Linked DNA regions of Mus musculus: region 2 is linked to region 1. The links are chromatin loops, found by intact Hi-C in ENCODE. Cell type or tissue: heart. All regions are shown on one strand.

Region 1 (8,000 bases):
CAGTGCAGACTTTCATGCCACTGTTATAGCTTCATCTTTTGTGAAAGAGACATGCATTAAAAAGAAATTCACAGAATTACACTAAGAAGTGCAATTTAAGCCTCTCCATCATTTGTGGCTAGAACACTCCTTCTGTGAGGATGCTGATGAAGACCTACAGGCATCCCCCTCCTGGGGAATCCTTCCATCACCACTGAACAATACTACAGTAGGATAAGCTGTCTCCTGGAATTCTGAATGGCACATACCGGCCATGCCCTCCGAAGTTCTAAAGGAGGGTAAAGATGGAGGGTCATCAGTAGGCTGCCAACACTTTCTAATAAATGATTTTCATCTCCCAAAGATTCCTTTGGTATGGATGGCTACAAGATAATACAATTTGACTATGATTCACTTAAGCTACTTTGAATAAGACCTATGTTGCATATAATGTAAATCATACTTGGTGGTAAAATTCATCAGAAAGGTCACACCTAATCCTACCGGAATGCCATTTGTAAATAATATCTCCAGCTGGAGGACAGAGGGAGAACTAAGTATATCTCCCTGCCTGCTGCCTTGTCAAGGTAACAGAATCACCAGACAGGGGTTAATAAAAATTCAGAATGGCAACTGCCTATGTCCTGACAAACCCTGATGTCTGTGGACCTTAGTCACTTCTAAGATTTAAAATTAAAAAAAAAAAAAAAAGTCCTGCGTCTCTCCCCTCTCCTGCAATGATGTGTCTCCCCTGTGTGAATTTGAATAAGACCATATGGGACATAGCTGATAGACTGACAGACGGGCGTTTCTTCAGAATGTGCTTCAGCCAGCACCCAGCCGTATTTTGCTATCACAGGAAAGACAAAAACAGGACCGTTTTCATCAGTTTGACCGACTGGGAAAACACAAGGATTATTTGTGGTTACTTAAATATTTAACCAGCACATTACCATTTCAAATGTAAAAGATTGAAATAACTTTATAAAAGAAACCCTGTATGGTTTCTCTGATTATCCCCCAAGAAAACAAAGTCCAACAAAAAGATCCTTTTGTTGTTGATGCCATTCTTGGTCCAGCGCAAAGCACTGTCTCTTTCAACTCAGCATTGGCTGACTTTCCTCCTGAAGACAAGTTCCGATACAAAGCATCGTCCCCTGCGGCTTCCTACTCCGTCCTCTCTGTAATGATGAAATGCTAGCTACTGTTTACAGAGAATTCATCTGGAATATGAATTATGAGAAAGGAGTAGTAAGTGTGTTACAAGAAAGGAGTATTGAATTCCTCTTCTCATTTGGTAAGGAACTCCCTGATTCCGGGCACTTCCTTCTTTCACTGAAACTGGGAAGTCGGATTGTGAGAACCTCCAAGTGCTGACCCCATTCACGAAGGAAACACTGCTGTCAGTGTAGCCCGCTGGGCCCAGATCTACACACACACACACCCAGTCCCTTATCCCCTTTCTACTTTGCCGTTTTCGTTTTCCAGCTTCTACTATGAACTGTAAACTCCCAACAGCACCTCACAGTTCTCCTAAAAATAATGATGCTTTTGAATGTGATCGTTACATAAACAAATCAAAAAAGAGCAAAGTGACAGTCTTGAGTCACTTCGACTAGGTGGCAGATAATGATCCCTCATCCTCTAAATATGTAATTATTTGAAGTTTGGAGGAAATTGTACTGTATACTTTGAGGGGGTTTTTTTCCTTATGTAAAATTCTGCCTCTTAACGGTGATATTTATTAAAATTCCGCTCATATTTAGATAGAGTGAACAAATATGAAACCAGTAATCCTGCACAAGGTTTAGTCTGAACATGTGCCTGTTTGTATCTTGAAGTTAAAAAAAAAAAAAACTGGTCTAAATTTTCCTAATGAACCTAATTCTGTTATCTGGTCACTTATTACCATCTCTTGAGGAAAATTTGAACGTATAAGATAACCAGAGGATGAAGGAGGCTTGTTTTGCACTTGCCTATTTAGTGTACATGCCTGCTCCATCTGAACTTTCCAGTGGGTTTGGGAGGTCTGTCGGTCACCCAGCCAGGCTAGTTCAAAGGAAGCAAGAAGCCCTTGCATCCAAATGAAATCTATATTTGGTGATTCTTAAAATATCATTTCCCATGGCTTTGTGGGGCATACTGCTTGCTCAAATAATGCACATGCCTTTCCAGTGAGACACTTTGTTGAAATGGGAGCTAGGGTCACTCTGTGTTCAGCTTACACACTGCACACATAGGAAGAGTAATGCAGACAGAACCCTGTCGTTGAAAGCATTTTTACCAAGGGGGTTGGGGAGAGAAACCCTTTAAGCACTGGTGCTGAGCACTTTGTTGAACCAGGTGGGACAGCTACATGAATAGAACCTCTTCAGACCTAGACCCTAGGCCCAGCACACCTGGCCTGTGTTTGGAAAAGAAAGTCTCTCTTGTTTGGCTACACTGTAGTCAGCTACAAAAAGCCTAGACAGCCTTAATTTAACCATTAAGAATGGAGGCCCATATTTAAGAGTCATCAGCAATAAAGGAAAATACACTGGATCATTTCAAGTGCATGCTAATCATTTAATGTAATAAATGGAGCAACCCTAATTATCTCCCGAGGAAATGATTTCACACTAAAACAATGGGAACGAAGAGGTTACTTCAGGAGCATAACACACAGCTGAAAATCACTCATGTGAATCTGGAGCCTTCTCGTGCATTTGGCAGGGGGAGAGAGAGAGACAGAGAGAGAGAGAGAGAGAGAGAGAGAGAGAGAGAGAGAGAGAGAGAGAGAGGCAGAGGCAGAGAGACAGAGAGACAGAGACAGAGACAGAGACCTGATTCCATGGGATGTAGCAAATGAGGTTAAAGCTATTTAACACCCGCTATGCCACGCTCTTGTTTTCTAACCCCAAGCAAAGCTCCCACCAGGCTGAAGATCAGGGTCCCGTCACAGCAGCTTTGAAAGCGGCTCCCTATTAAAGAGGGGATCTGACACCAATGCAGCACAGCAGATAAATTAGTCTGCAGCCCCGTTCACCGTAGCTTCGTGGTTCCCCCAGCTTCAGTTCCCCACAGATGATCCAGTTGCCACCCACGCAAGCCGCTATAAGAGGATTTCCATCAACATCCTTAAAACCGATTTTGGATTTTTGTCTTTAGTTTTCAATGTTTCAATCGTCCATGACCCAGCCTTTTTTAAAAAAAAAAATCCAGATGTGCATTGTTTTATTTTGCTTATTACGACTGAAAATGTGTCTCACCTTTTTTGTTGTATCATAAAATTAAGTTCTTTAAAACATTTAATGGAAGATTTACAGAAGAATAAAATGTCCGTGCTTTTGTTGGTTCAAGATCTTGCAAACCCTTTCACCACAAAGTTTAGAATTATTTCCCAAATGCCATATTTCTGTTGCTTCACTACTCTGCTGATTGCCATGAAAGCACACCACGAAGTCAACACTCTCTTTTTAAGCATATAAAAAGCATATTAAATAGCTTAGCTACAAGGGTGGGCATACATTCCTTCAACCCAGGTAACAAAAATCATTTTAGCATCCTTCAGATCACTCCTTTCAATAGATCCAACCCTAAATAACAACAAAAGAAGGGGGAAAGATAATATGGACTTGATTTTTGAATAGTTCTTCCCTCAATTTCCTGTTCTTAGTTTTGGGGGATAAAGGGAATGTTAGAGGCTTCTTCTTTTTCAGAAATAACAAAGATTCAGGAAATTCTATCTGTAAGTACTGTGTGTAGCCTAAGACTTCCCTAATGCATACTGATCACTGTGCATACAGTAAACAAATGAACAAACTGTGCTCTGCTTTGGTCATATTCTAAGTTTCGTGGTATTTTAAACAAACTACCTTAGAAATGATAAACAAATAAAAGAATAGAAAATAACTACAGGAAACAGAAAACTTGGTGCTTAACTAAATAATTCTCCAATTGCCTCTTTTTTTAAAGCATAAGTAGAAATTATCGTTTAAGGGACAGCATTTGTGCTTGTTTGAAACCAATATGGATATTTTGTGAATGAGAGTGCTTTGACTTGCTTTTACCTCCCTGTTCCTGCTTTCTGTGTGCGTGAATACAACCAGCATCAGACACGAAGCTAATTGGAATCAACTGCACCCATCTTCACAGGAACACGCCGGAATGTGTACCATTCAGGCTCGGCTTACTGTAATATCCTCTATGGGATAGTTGACCACAGGATTCTCATTCACAAACAGCCAGGTTAAACAGTTAAATGCTAGCAAATCCTGCATAGCCCTGTGGGAAATTTCACTTTAATCCTGAACTTATAAGAGGGCAATCAAAGCCCAAAGCCCGGGTAACAAATCTGATCCTCTGTTGCAATCTGTGCCCTCCTGGGAAGGAGAGAGGTGCTCTCCGTACAAGCCCAAGGTGGATAAATACCTAAATGATGAGATAGCCAGCGAATGCAGAAGAGGCATCTGGCCTCAGCCATTCGCTTCCAATTCCATATTACACAGTGAGAGGCAATCCTCGCCCAGCTCAGGAGCAGCCAGTGCTGATTACTAGAAGTGAAGTGTGGCTTACGGAATGATTAATGACAGTGTCTGGAGCAAAACAAAGCACAATGAGGGTTATCTCTAATCCACCTGCTTTCGGATGCTATAGTAAGGGAATGAAAATGGCCCCCGAGAGCCCTGATGATAAAAAAAAAAAAATCAAACGAGAAAGGTGCAAAGCTGCAGATATGTATTAATCTGATATCTAAAAACTAGGTCTTAGCTTGAATAAAGCATTAGGCATGAATGGAGCCCCATAGGTGATAGATACTGGGCCATAGTGGACTTCACATTGTCTGTATTTTTTAAATCAAACAGAACTGTTCCCTTCAGTATTGCCTTTGACATTAATAGGTTGGTATTTGAAAAGTCACAGTTCACTAGATGAGCAGGCTTGTGAGTGCAAGCTCATTAAACAAACCCCCTTTTCTTGTTGTCCAGTAAAAATGTATATATATGGCACCATACCACCACCTTGTGGCTTCTCTGTTCTGGTGCACACCACTCCCGGAGAGAGGTCTAAAATTCAGTCACCTTTTCCATATGTATAAATCCAGGTGGGACGTAATTAAAAGAACAATGATGTGCTTTATAAGCAAGCACATTTATGGGCAGCTTTCACCAAAGCCAACACATTGCCAACAAGATCGTTCGAGTTTCATAATGTATCTTTGGATGCACTATGAAGCCTGAGCCTGGCCATTTCAGTTATGTCTGGTGGAACTTCAGGCAACCAGTGAAACAGAATGGCATGACATCCAGTGTCTATCTGAAGAGAGCAGGCAATGCCATTTTCTCCACCTGCTCCCTTGGAAGTGCTCACTGGCTTCCAGACTTCAATATAGCTAAAGAGAAAACATGTGCTTTAAATACAATACGTTTCATAGTGTTTTCATAATCTTTCTGAATGTGGGGGAGACTGCAGAGCACCATCAAGCCCCTTTCTGTTCCTGTCCCTAAATATACATTGACAGAATTCTAAGGACAATTACATTTTCACTGTAGGACATTTACAGATTCACCATGCATTAGCTGCTCAATGTGAAGATCATACTGGGGACACAATGGCATTCTCTGCTGTCTCTTGAGATGCAGTCACTCCTATTGGAAGGTAACAATAGTAGCTCCCTGATCCGTGCTGCCTCTGGACATCACCTTACTCTCAGGGTTAGGAAAGCTTAAAGATGAGTATCCATTGCACTTTTCTCTCCTTTAATCTGATGAGCAACAAGTTAAGTGTTAATTCATATTTCATGAGAGATTTTTAATATTGAAAGTCTAATTGAAGATCTAGTGTTCCGTTTTTAACAAGGCTGACACTACTGTTGAAAGAAAGCAAATACATTATTTTAATTAATATCAATTCCTAAGTGCTCCTGATTTATATATTAAACAAAGAGAGAAAGTGTCTTGTCACACACGACAATTGAGTCTGTATTCACCTTCATTTACTCAGTGCCCACTCCCCCACCCCTTCTTCCGTGGGAAATGCATGATGGAAGCCGCCATGTAGGAGCGTGTGTCTCGTACACTGTTAGGCTGAGCTGCGATCAGTCTCCCCTTACTTCCTCAAGTCAATTCTAGCCAACAATGCTTGTCTCCCCCTGACATCTCCTACAAGCAAATAAACAGCTTCTATTGTTTTAAGCGTAATGCCTCTGTGTATGGCACCACCTTTCAATAATCACAGAGGCCAACAATATGTGTGTAATAAAGGCATAATGGTAGACCAAAGGAGATAATTAATAATAGCATTTTAATGCAGCTGGGAACAGAAATTGCCTTACAACCCAGAGCGTCTTCAGTTATTTAGCTAAGTACAGAATCACCCAAGTGGTTAGGGCCTGAATGGAAAAGTCCTTTTAAATGTCATTGCCACAGGATACAGGAAAACTCCAGTTCCTTGGAGATGCTAGCGAGCCTTCAGATCATCATTAACTCAAATATTATCTATTAGGTATATTTTGCTGGATTTCTCTGCCCTTCCTTCAGTATTCACGATGGCAGTAATTGTTTTGCCTTTTGGACTCATCCCTGTGATGTCCTCATGAACTCTCTACCCCAGAGTCTGCATTGTTCTTCTCCTATCTCCTCACTGCTCACTGTACCTACCATAAACACACTGTAAGTCATCCGTGTCCATTTCCAAAGCAATAACTTCAAAGGAGACACGAGAGCACTCTGTGCTTTAGGAAACACACTATTTTTTGGTCCAATGTCTACTGCTACATCCCTGCCCCCAAAAGACCCCAAAGACACAGGCAGAGCCAGGAAAGATCCTGTGGGTGGGCCCGCAGGAGGGGGAAAGAGCTACGGTGCTTAATGTAGAAATGGTTTTAAGCCTAAGAAAGGATTTTGTTTCTTGTTAATTGTTGAGCTGTAGTACAAGCCGATAATTATTTTGTCCCCTACTACTTCTACAAAAAAAAAAAAAAAAAAAAAAAAAAAAAAAAAAACTTCTCTTAATATTTCATGCTTGAATAACTCTAACCAATGCGGACAGATCCTGTTTCTGTGCTGGAAGCTGCTGTTCTGTAAAAAGCATTCCGAAGCTCCAAGGCGGGGTCCTAATTCTACCCCATTTTTAACTGAAAATAACTCATTTGCCAAGAGTAAGACAACTGGCACCATGAGAGACAGGCCCAACCTGGAATTACAGTCCATTCTGATTCCTCTATGGTCTAACCTCTTCTCTATCTTTCCTTGGTTCAAACCTAAAGGCATGCTTATTTTCCAGGACTCTTCAGAGACTCCTGCCTGGCAGTGGAACACAGCTTCCTCCTCCAAATTCCTAACAGGTAGAAACACGCACACACACACACACGCGCACACACACACGCACACACACACACACACACACACACACACACACACACACACACCACCCCCTTCATTACACAGTAGTCATCTGGAGCCTGAACGGCACTTTAGAAATCAGTATGTAAAAATACGAGTTCTGTTTAGACTCTGTACAGTAAGACGTCTATCTGCGACATGTTTCAAAACTAAATGCTGGGGTGATTGGGTAGCTGCTGCTGCCACTCTTGTTTTTCAGTGACTCTGTGCGTACTCGTGTCACTATACTACCTCGTTTCCAGATGGAAAATAAGGCATTTTTTCCTTCTGCTTCAGTGCAGAATCTTAACAGCTGAAATAAAGAGGTGCCCAGATTCCTAGTTCAGCTCCATCGCAGACACTCTTCATTAGCAGTATTTTATCTGTATTAGCGGGCTTATTTATCTGTAACCTGGATATGTTTCTGGGATATCAAATAGTGGCTTCTAAGCAATCTCCTAAGATACGATGTGCAAGCCTAGAGCCAAGGAAGCAAGTTGAAACCACTTCCACAAAAGACCTCAGCCTAGGAAAGCTGATTCAACTTGGCTCTATTTACCTTAATTAGCACAAATCCTATCCATATTTGCTTATAACACTGCATTAGCGACTAAATAAAACAGTTATGAAGCTGACCACAAGGCCACTAGGTATGCACGG
Region 2 (8,000 bases), 140 kb before region 1:
TGTAAGGTACTTTCAGTGTGGTGGATTCTTGTGTGTGGGGGGTGTAAATGAGGTGTTAACACAACTCCTGGAGTAGTCCTTTGATATAGGTTTATGGTCAGCAGCCAGCATCGCCACCCAGCATATGCTTAGCATGAGGCCCCATTCCATCTTCTGAACCCCAGGAAGAAGATTTCAGAACTAAACCAAACCAGGTCAGAAGTAAGCTGAACATTTGTTCCAGTGTTCTCTACTGTGCCTAACATTTCAAAGAAGATGCCAGTACCCACTTTTGTTTAACAAGCAAGCTGCTCACTGATGTCCTGTCGAGTGAGTTCTCTGACCAGCTTTGTAGCAAGCAACTGTACCACTTTGAATCTGTTTCTGGAATACAGGGTGAATAGTGGCCTGGTAAAACTGTACACCTGGATGTCATACACATTATATATTTCCTTCTGATCCCTTGACTTTATTCTCTAGTAAATAGATGCCATCCAGCCTCTATATCATTGGATGTCCCAATGACCAGTTCAAGTTGTCATCTGACATGTTTACTTGGCTCCTGGTTTACCTCCCTTCATGACAAAAGCTTTTTTGTTTATGTTTTTTTTTTCCATGCTCCCTCTTACATACCCTCTCTAAGCACTGCAACTCTACGTAAACACCCATGAAACTGAATCTCATATGCACAGGTTCAACCAAAAGAAAAGGGATTGTTCCATTTTAATGAAAGTTTTTTTTTTAAAAAAGCTCAGAAAGAATGAAATTTCCCTGGAACATTTATGTCAATAATGGTAGTTTATAAATAAGAATAATTAGTAAATTTACTCCAGTTTCATCCCAGAGGTTTTTTTTAATTTATTTATTATAGATGATCACAATATTGCTGTATTCAGACACACCAGAAGAGGGCACAAGATCCATCATAGATTGTTGTGAGCCACCACGTGGTTGCTGGGAATCGAACTCAGGACCTCTGTAAGAGCAGTCAGTGCTCTTAACCTCTGAGCCATCTATCTCTCCAGCCCCTTCCCAGATTTTTAATTGCAGTCTAATCCTGAATAATCTAATCTAGAAGGAAATCCACTCAAACTCTGAACCCTAAAGTTCACCAATGCCAAGTGTTCATGATGTCTTGGGTACAATATATGTGTGGGGGAGGGTGGCTGATTATTGAGGATCTTATTCCATCATGTCCTGGACAGCAGAATAAATTCAACTTGCTAGTGAGGGTCCCAATTTCATGGAAAGTAGAAATCTCATATCCAGAAACTATACAGAGCACCCAAATCTAAATTATCTCAGCACTTTCTCCTGAGTAAAGTCGAAATGGATGTCTTCATCAACTGCTGTCTCCTGTCTCACTTTCAAATCAATTTCTGTGTGCTGAACAACATTCCAGGCACAAAACAGAAAGCCTTTTGCTCTACCTGGATGAGCAAAGCCCAAATTTAAAAGGCTTATGCCAATAAACTGGTGGCCAAGCACTAAAGATGATTTATGAGGCCTTTGGCTGGCACTAGTAGCACTTATGATCTAAGAATTAAAGAGGATATAAAGAGGTGATGGGCTGGCTCGCTGTTCCAGCTACACAGTAAAGTCTTGATGGCAGGCACCACCAGGCCTCTCCGGTACACAAGCACTTTGGTGTGATCACCACATTCCAGCTGTGGATTTGGCTTTTCAGAGTAATCCCAGCTTAGCCATGTGTAAACTCAAATAACTGGTTCAGCAATTTTTGTGGATTATTTTCTTCTTTTTTCTTCTCTCGTTTTATTCCCCTTCCTAAACCTCTGTCTTTAGGTATGCAGAGAAACAAAAGAAAGGTAAGCACAAGGTAATAGGGAAAGATGGTATTTGTGTACTTAGCATTCACGGTTCTGCGTTATTTGGGAACAAGTCATGCCATACAGAAATGTGTCATCTTGCCAAAGTCTGGGACATTGTGCCCACAGTTTCACGTGCCTACATGGAGCCAGCTACCTAATCATGTCATTTTGCACAATTTTATAGAAATTATTTTCTTATACTATTTTCCTCTTGCCTTGTGTTCCTACATATTAACCCAAGGCTTGCACATGCTAGAGAAGAGTGACTTCACCAACCTTATTCTATGTATGTGCATACCTCTGTGTGTGTGTGTGTGTGTGTGTGTGTGTAAGTTTGAGAAGTCATTCTTTTGAAAATCAGGCACCATTTAATCTGAATGGAGATTACCACTGTCTCTAAACACTAGCATGATAATGTGTAATGGATTCTCTTGTGTTCTTAGGACACAGTGCCATGAGCCACACTCCTTACCTGCCATCCATTCTTAGATACGGTAACACCTTAGGGACAAATGGCCAGCTGTAAACCTATCCTGTATAGCTGAGGCCTTGCTTCTTTACTCTCTTGAAGTTAAAAACTTCCCCCAACATTTCTCATAGAAACCCAATGATCTATCATTTGATTGTTTCTGAAATGAAACCACAAAATTTGAAAATCACATGGAAACAGGCTCACAGAGAAACAGGGACTATGTTTTCTCACATGCCTGAAATAATAATATAAACTTTTAAAGGTATGAAACCTTTTTCTCTGAAACATCCCGCATTAAGAAAGCTCAGGATGAAAGAGAAAAAAACTGAAGTATTAAAAATTTCCCAGTAAAGTGCTTAGAGAAAACATTGGGCCTACCACAGTAGAGAGTAAATCAAAACTGTGCAGTGGGTTGGGAAGATGAATCTGGGTATGGAAAAGTCCAAGGTAACTAAATTTCTCATGCACAGATTCCCCAAACAAGAGAGCATCACAGAAAGGACTTTAAACCTGCAGAAGGTCTCACTCAACTCTTTAGCTTGGTGACCATTAGGGCATGAGAGGGAAATGCTGGCCCAGACAAGAGAGACAGAGAAATCCTTGGGCCTAATGGTAGGCAGGAATAATCGACTTTCCCACAAAGAAGTTAGGAAAGGCCTTATAAATCATAAGGTACCTGAAAGAGTTCCCAGAAAAGCAACACAGCTCAGTTGTCACACAAAACTGCCCCAGGATGAAATGCTTCCCCTGTTAGGCCTTATAAAGCATAAAAACAAAACATGAAAAAAAAAAAGCCTATTTCAAGTAAATTTGCTGGCATAGCATGTGACTCCTGATAAGAATACAAGGATATCCTGTACCCGACAATGTAAAATTTTTGATGCCTGGCATTTAATCAAAGTTTACAAGGCATCAAAGAAACAAGAAAAATAAGCTGTAATCAACTAATCAAAGCCAACTCAGAACTGTAACAGGTGTCAAAACCACGAGACGAGGACATTAAATCCATTTATATAACTATATTCTTATGTTAAAAACACAATGAACAAGGTGAACATTTAAAAGAGATACACAGAAGGACACCAGAATCAAATTTCCAAGGGAAAATAACAGTATGTAGTGTTTCTTAAATGCAATTAATAGAATGTCATGGGTTACATATAGCAAAATAATAGTAATAATAATAGTAATAGCAATAATAAAGACATCAATGTAAAATGAAGCACAGAGAATGGTAGAAAGAGAATCTGAAGAGAGCTATGGTACAGCTTTGAGCAGCTTAATATATGCCTGATTAGAATCCCTAAATGAGAGTCTACAAGGATGGCTCAACAATAAGAGACCAGGGATCAATTTCGAGCATCCATGTCAGTCAGTATACAACTGCCTGTCACTCTACCCTCCTCTTGCTTCTGTGGACACTGCACTTGCATGTACATGCCCACACAGTGACCCCCCACACATACACACACGCACACATACAACCCACACACACAATCAAAAGTTATAACTAATAAAAATAAAATTTTTTAAAACCACTGAAAGAATCAATAACTATAAAAATGTATCAAGAAATAATGACAAAAAGGTTTTCTATCTGGTTTAAGACTTTCATCATTTAAGTTGATAACTGATTGTATAGAAAGGCATATAGAATTATTAGTCAGTGCTTGAGGGAAAAGGCACAGCAGAGAGAGATCAAGTATTGTGTCCTAAGTCCTGAGACCAGCAGGCACTCAAGCAGCAAGACTCAAGGTCATACTGGCATTGCTCTCCCGAGGCTGCCATGACCAGATACCATAACCCAGGTGGATTTAGGACCTGAATCTCTGCCCATCTCAGTCCTGGCATTTGTTGGTGATGGCTGGCAACAATTCTAGATACAATATTCTTGCCTCTGTCATCATTGTAGGGTAGTCTCCCAGGATGAATGGGGAAGGACTCTTTGTGCTTTGTCTCATGAGAATGTCAACCACCAAGTTGTGGTCCACTTCATTATCAACTTAACACTAATTAAAATTTCAAAGATCTTATTTCCAAATAATACCATTTCATGAGATGCCGAGTAAAACCTGAGTTTAGGGCAGAAAGCATATTGCTCAACATCGTACATTCTCCTTCCTATGTAGCCTCTATGAAACTGTGTCTGTCCTTATGGCCTTAATACTTTCTCAGTTGATGAGTGACAACTGTGCAGACAACATTCCCGCTGGAACCTCAGTCCTGTACATGTACTTTATAAGCATGTTCCATGGGAGGTGCCAAAGCTACCCCAAACTCTGCTTCTGTCTGAACTCACCACTCCCTTCCCTCCCCATCTCCCCAGTCCTTCTAAACTGGCTTCTCCTTCTACATTCAGTATCTAAAACAAATGAAAAAAATCACAGTCCCCCTTTTGATTGACAGAATTAGGCTTACCTATTATTGAATTTCAAATACACTGGGTTTCCAGCGTGAAAACCACACCATTCCTATACTAAAAACCTTGAAAAGGCCCGTCACTGCTTTTATAGGATATTCAGTCCCTTAGCATGTGCTGCTTGTCCTTCCTGCCCTTAGTTCATCTGTGCTGTTTTAGCCACATTGAGCTCTGTCAAACAGTTCCTCTAAACACTGCGTTTGCTCTTCATTCTGGGCCTACACCTTTCCCCCTACCCAATAGATACCCCATTTCGCACTTCATCCACTCTCTCTGCTTCAGTCAGAATTATTGATTTTCCAGTCCTTCATGTAACCCTGAGCTGGTGCCCTTTCTGGGATATTATACAGTGTGTGCGCTGACACCCCCCCCATGATTATTTATATAACTTTTTAGCCATTTGGACTTGCCTGGATAATAAAATCCTTCACCATCCAAATTATGTCAAACTCTCAACCCTCATTCTAAACAAATAAGGACACACTAAACATATGCTTTATGAATAACTGCCAGGAATACTAAATGAAAGGTTCTGGGAAAATGAACTCAGCTAAAACATCAGGTAAATTCACCCCCCCCCACTCCACCTCGTATGTCACTGGATAAACTCACATATATAAAAAAGAAATATCTAGTACCTTTTAGCTCTAACAACTACTTCAGGGCCATTGATGATTAAACTCAGATGCTATAATAAGATGACTGATTATAAAACAAAGAAAAATATTATCAACTCACAAAACTCACACTAATATAAATAGAATCATAAATGTACATTGAAAATAGCTAACCTCGTTCAGAGGCAAGGAACAAAAACACTGCTAGTGGAGAAATAACGTAACTTCCCACATCATAGAATGTTTACTCTGGTCTTCTTTACTTCTTTACTCCTTTCCTTTCTTTATATCTTTCTTTTCCTTTCTTTCTTTACTTCCATCCCAAATGCTGCCCACTCCTGGTCTACCCACAGGGTTCTTCCTCCATTCTCCATCCCCCACCCCCTTATCCTCTGGGAGGGTACCCCCTTGGGTATACTCCTACCCTGGCACATCAAGTCTCTGCTGGGTTCCTCCACTGAGGCCAGAAAAAGAAGCCCTGTTGAGGAACAGATACACATTCAGGCCATAGCTCTAGGGAGAGCCTCTGCTCCAGTTGTTTGGAGGACACACATGGAAACAGAGCTGCACTTCTGCAACGTATGTGCCAGGGATCTCGGTCCAGCACATGTATGCTCTTTGGTTGGTGGCTAAGTCTCTGAGAGCTCCCAGAAGTCTGGGTTAGTTGACTCTGTTGGTCTTCCTAAGGAGTTCCCAATGCCTTCAGGGCCTTCAATCCTTCCCCCAACTCTTCCACAATAGTTCAATGTTTAGCTGTGGGTATCTGCATCTGTTTCAATTAGCTGCTGGGTAGAATCTCAGAGGATAGTAATGCGAGGCTCCCGTCTGCAAACATAACAGAATATCATTAATAGTGTCAGGGATTCATGTTGGCCCATGGGATGGGTCTCAAGTTGGGCCGGTTATTGGTTAGCAATTCCTTCCATCTCTGCTCCATCTTTGTCTCTGTACTTCTTTTAGACAGGACAAATTTGGGGTCAAAACTTTTGTGGGTAGGTTGGTGCCCTTATCCCTCCACTAGGGGTCCTGCCTGGCTGCAGGAGGTGGCCTCTTCAGGTTCCATGTCCCGACTGTTATCCATCTCCACTAAGGTCACCCACATCCCAGGTCTCTGGGACAGAGGGCCAGGAGAATGAATGGAAATCTGCAGCTATTCTGATCTTTCTAAGTAAGAAATTTGCCCTCAAAACTGGGCCCAAGTAGATCATTCACTTGGCTGAACTACGGAGAACTAGACAAGAGTTGTGACAACGATTGTCAAATAGTTAAAGGTTTGCCATCCAGAAGAATAAAACCATGTGTCCTTTCAGAGGGCTGAATTGGGATCAAGGACTAGAAAAAAATTAAATTTTTACTTAAGGTTTACACTCAAATGTGGTATTCTGTTTTATGTAGCTTCCACATCATGGGAAACATACTGAGAGAAGCTACCTGGGTAAAGCAGAAACAGTGATTATTGTCTATTCAGCACCTATAAGATAACCAGGCAATATGAATCTCATTTGCACAGGTACCTCTTAAGCCTGGCCACAGTTCTGTGAAATCAGTGCTGATATTTCCAGTTTTACACATGAGCTAAGGTGGATAGAGAAAAGGCGTTTCACCAATATTATACGTGTAGGTGAAAAAAAAAGGCAGAGACAGGAACTGAAGATAGGTCTCCCTTCTGACTCTTGATTTGGACCACCATCCTTCTTAAGTCCACACCTCTCAAGGGTTAAGCCCCTCTAAAGCTGGTTTTTAGTCTTCAACCCATTGCTTCAGATGCAAAGAATTTAATTGTGAATGTTCCATAGAAAGAACCTGAAATCACAAACTGACAAGCGAATGGCTTGTCTGCAGCAAATATAAGAACAACATTTTAAACCTTATACCTCTATAACATTTTAAATACACTGATACAATATGGCATATTTATCATATTTCATTCACCTCTATTGCCTTTGTGACCTTATATTCTTCATCATACTGTCTTTCAGAAAAGGCATATTTCATTTCAGGTTACTGTATTTCAAAAAGATTGCAATTTGGAGACTAGATAACATTTGATTTTACAATTTACTTTCCGCTATTAGGGATAATTACTTAATCCCTTCTTGAATCTACTACAGAAGTTAGTGACTTCCCTGAGTTAGAAAAAAAAAAAGCAAGTAGTGTTTTCTGGGAATTTTTTTTATAGTCTGTGGTAGGTTAATACTCTCCAGCCCAAACAAGCTCAGACATAGGACAATTGAGAAAGGAATGTTTCCGCGCAGTATTTCATTAATATTTCAGTTTGACTTACAGATACAGCATCCAAGGCCCTTCTATAGCTAGCATCATTTTAGTCTGTATTCCAACAAGCTGGTTTTACCAGTGAAAGGCAGTGTCATCTTCTCATCCATATTCATTATCATCTAAGCCTCTCTGCCATCAGTCCTCAGCATCCTTCCCCAGTCAGGCTTCTCACTTCCCACCTACTCCATGATAACCATCTAATGAACTCGTCTCGAGCTCTGATATTCCCTTATCTGATTCACCTTTCAAATAACAGCTCTGAACATTTCACCTTCCTTAACAAAAAGAAAAAATGAGTGGATTTGAATTAACTATAAAATGACATCTAAAATCCTGTGAGGTGACACTTACCCATGAACCCAGAACATGGAAAACCTTGTGAGGTAACACTCACCTGTGAGCCCAGG

Evidence for each region. A loop is a pair of places that touch in the nucleus more often than their neighbours do. Peaks named below come from ENCODE experiments on the same cell type or tissue, not always from the same donor. Only the 100,000 strongest peaks of a DNase experiment are listed, where the experiment ranks them.
Region 2: it touches region 1 in a loop (5-fold over the local background); 2 of 42 quality-filtered maps call a loop at or near these places.

What each region holds. Positions count from the first base shown.
Region 1 is chr2:116,816,565-116,824,564 of GRCm38, forward strand. All of the region lies in intron 3 of Gm13990 (a long non-coding RNA gene), which reads right to left. Among named protein-coding and RNA genes, the nearest start is that of Gm13990, 58 kb to the right of the region's middle. In heart, a CTCF peak has its summit at 4,987 (motif pointing left); no DNase peak of the experiment used is centred here; H3K27me3 peaks cover 199 bases.
Region 2 is chr2:116,673,420-116,681,419 of GRCm38, forward strand. No RefSeq gene overlaps it. Among named protein-coding and RNA genes, the nearest start is that of Gm13990, 200 kb to the right of the region's middle. In heart, no CTCF peak of the experiment used is centred here; no DNase peak of the experiment used is centred here.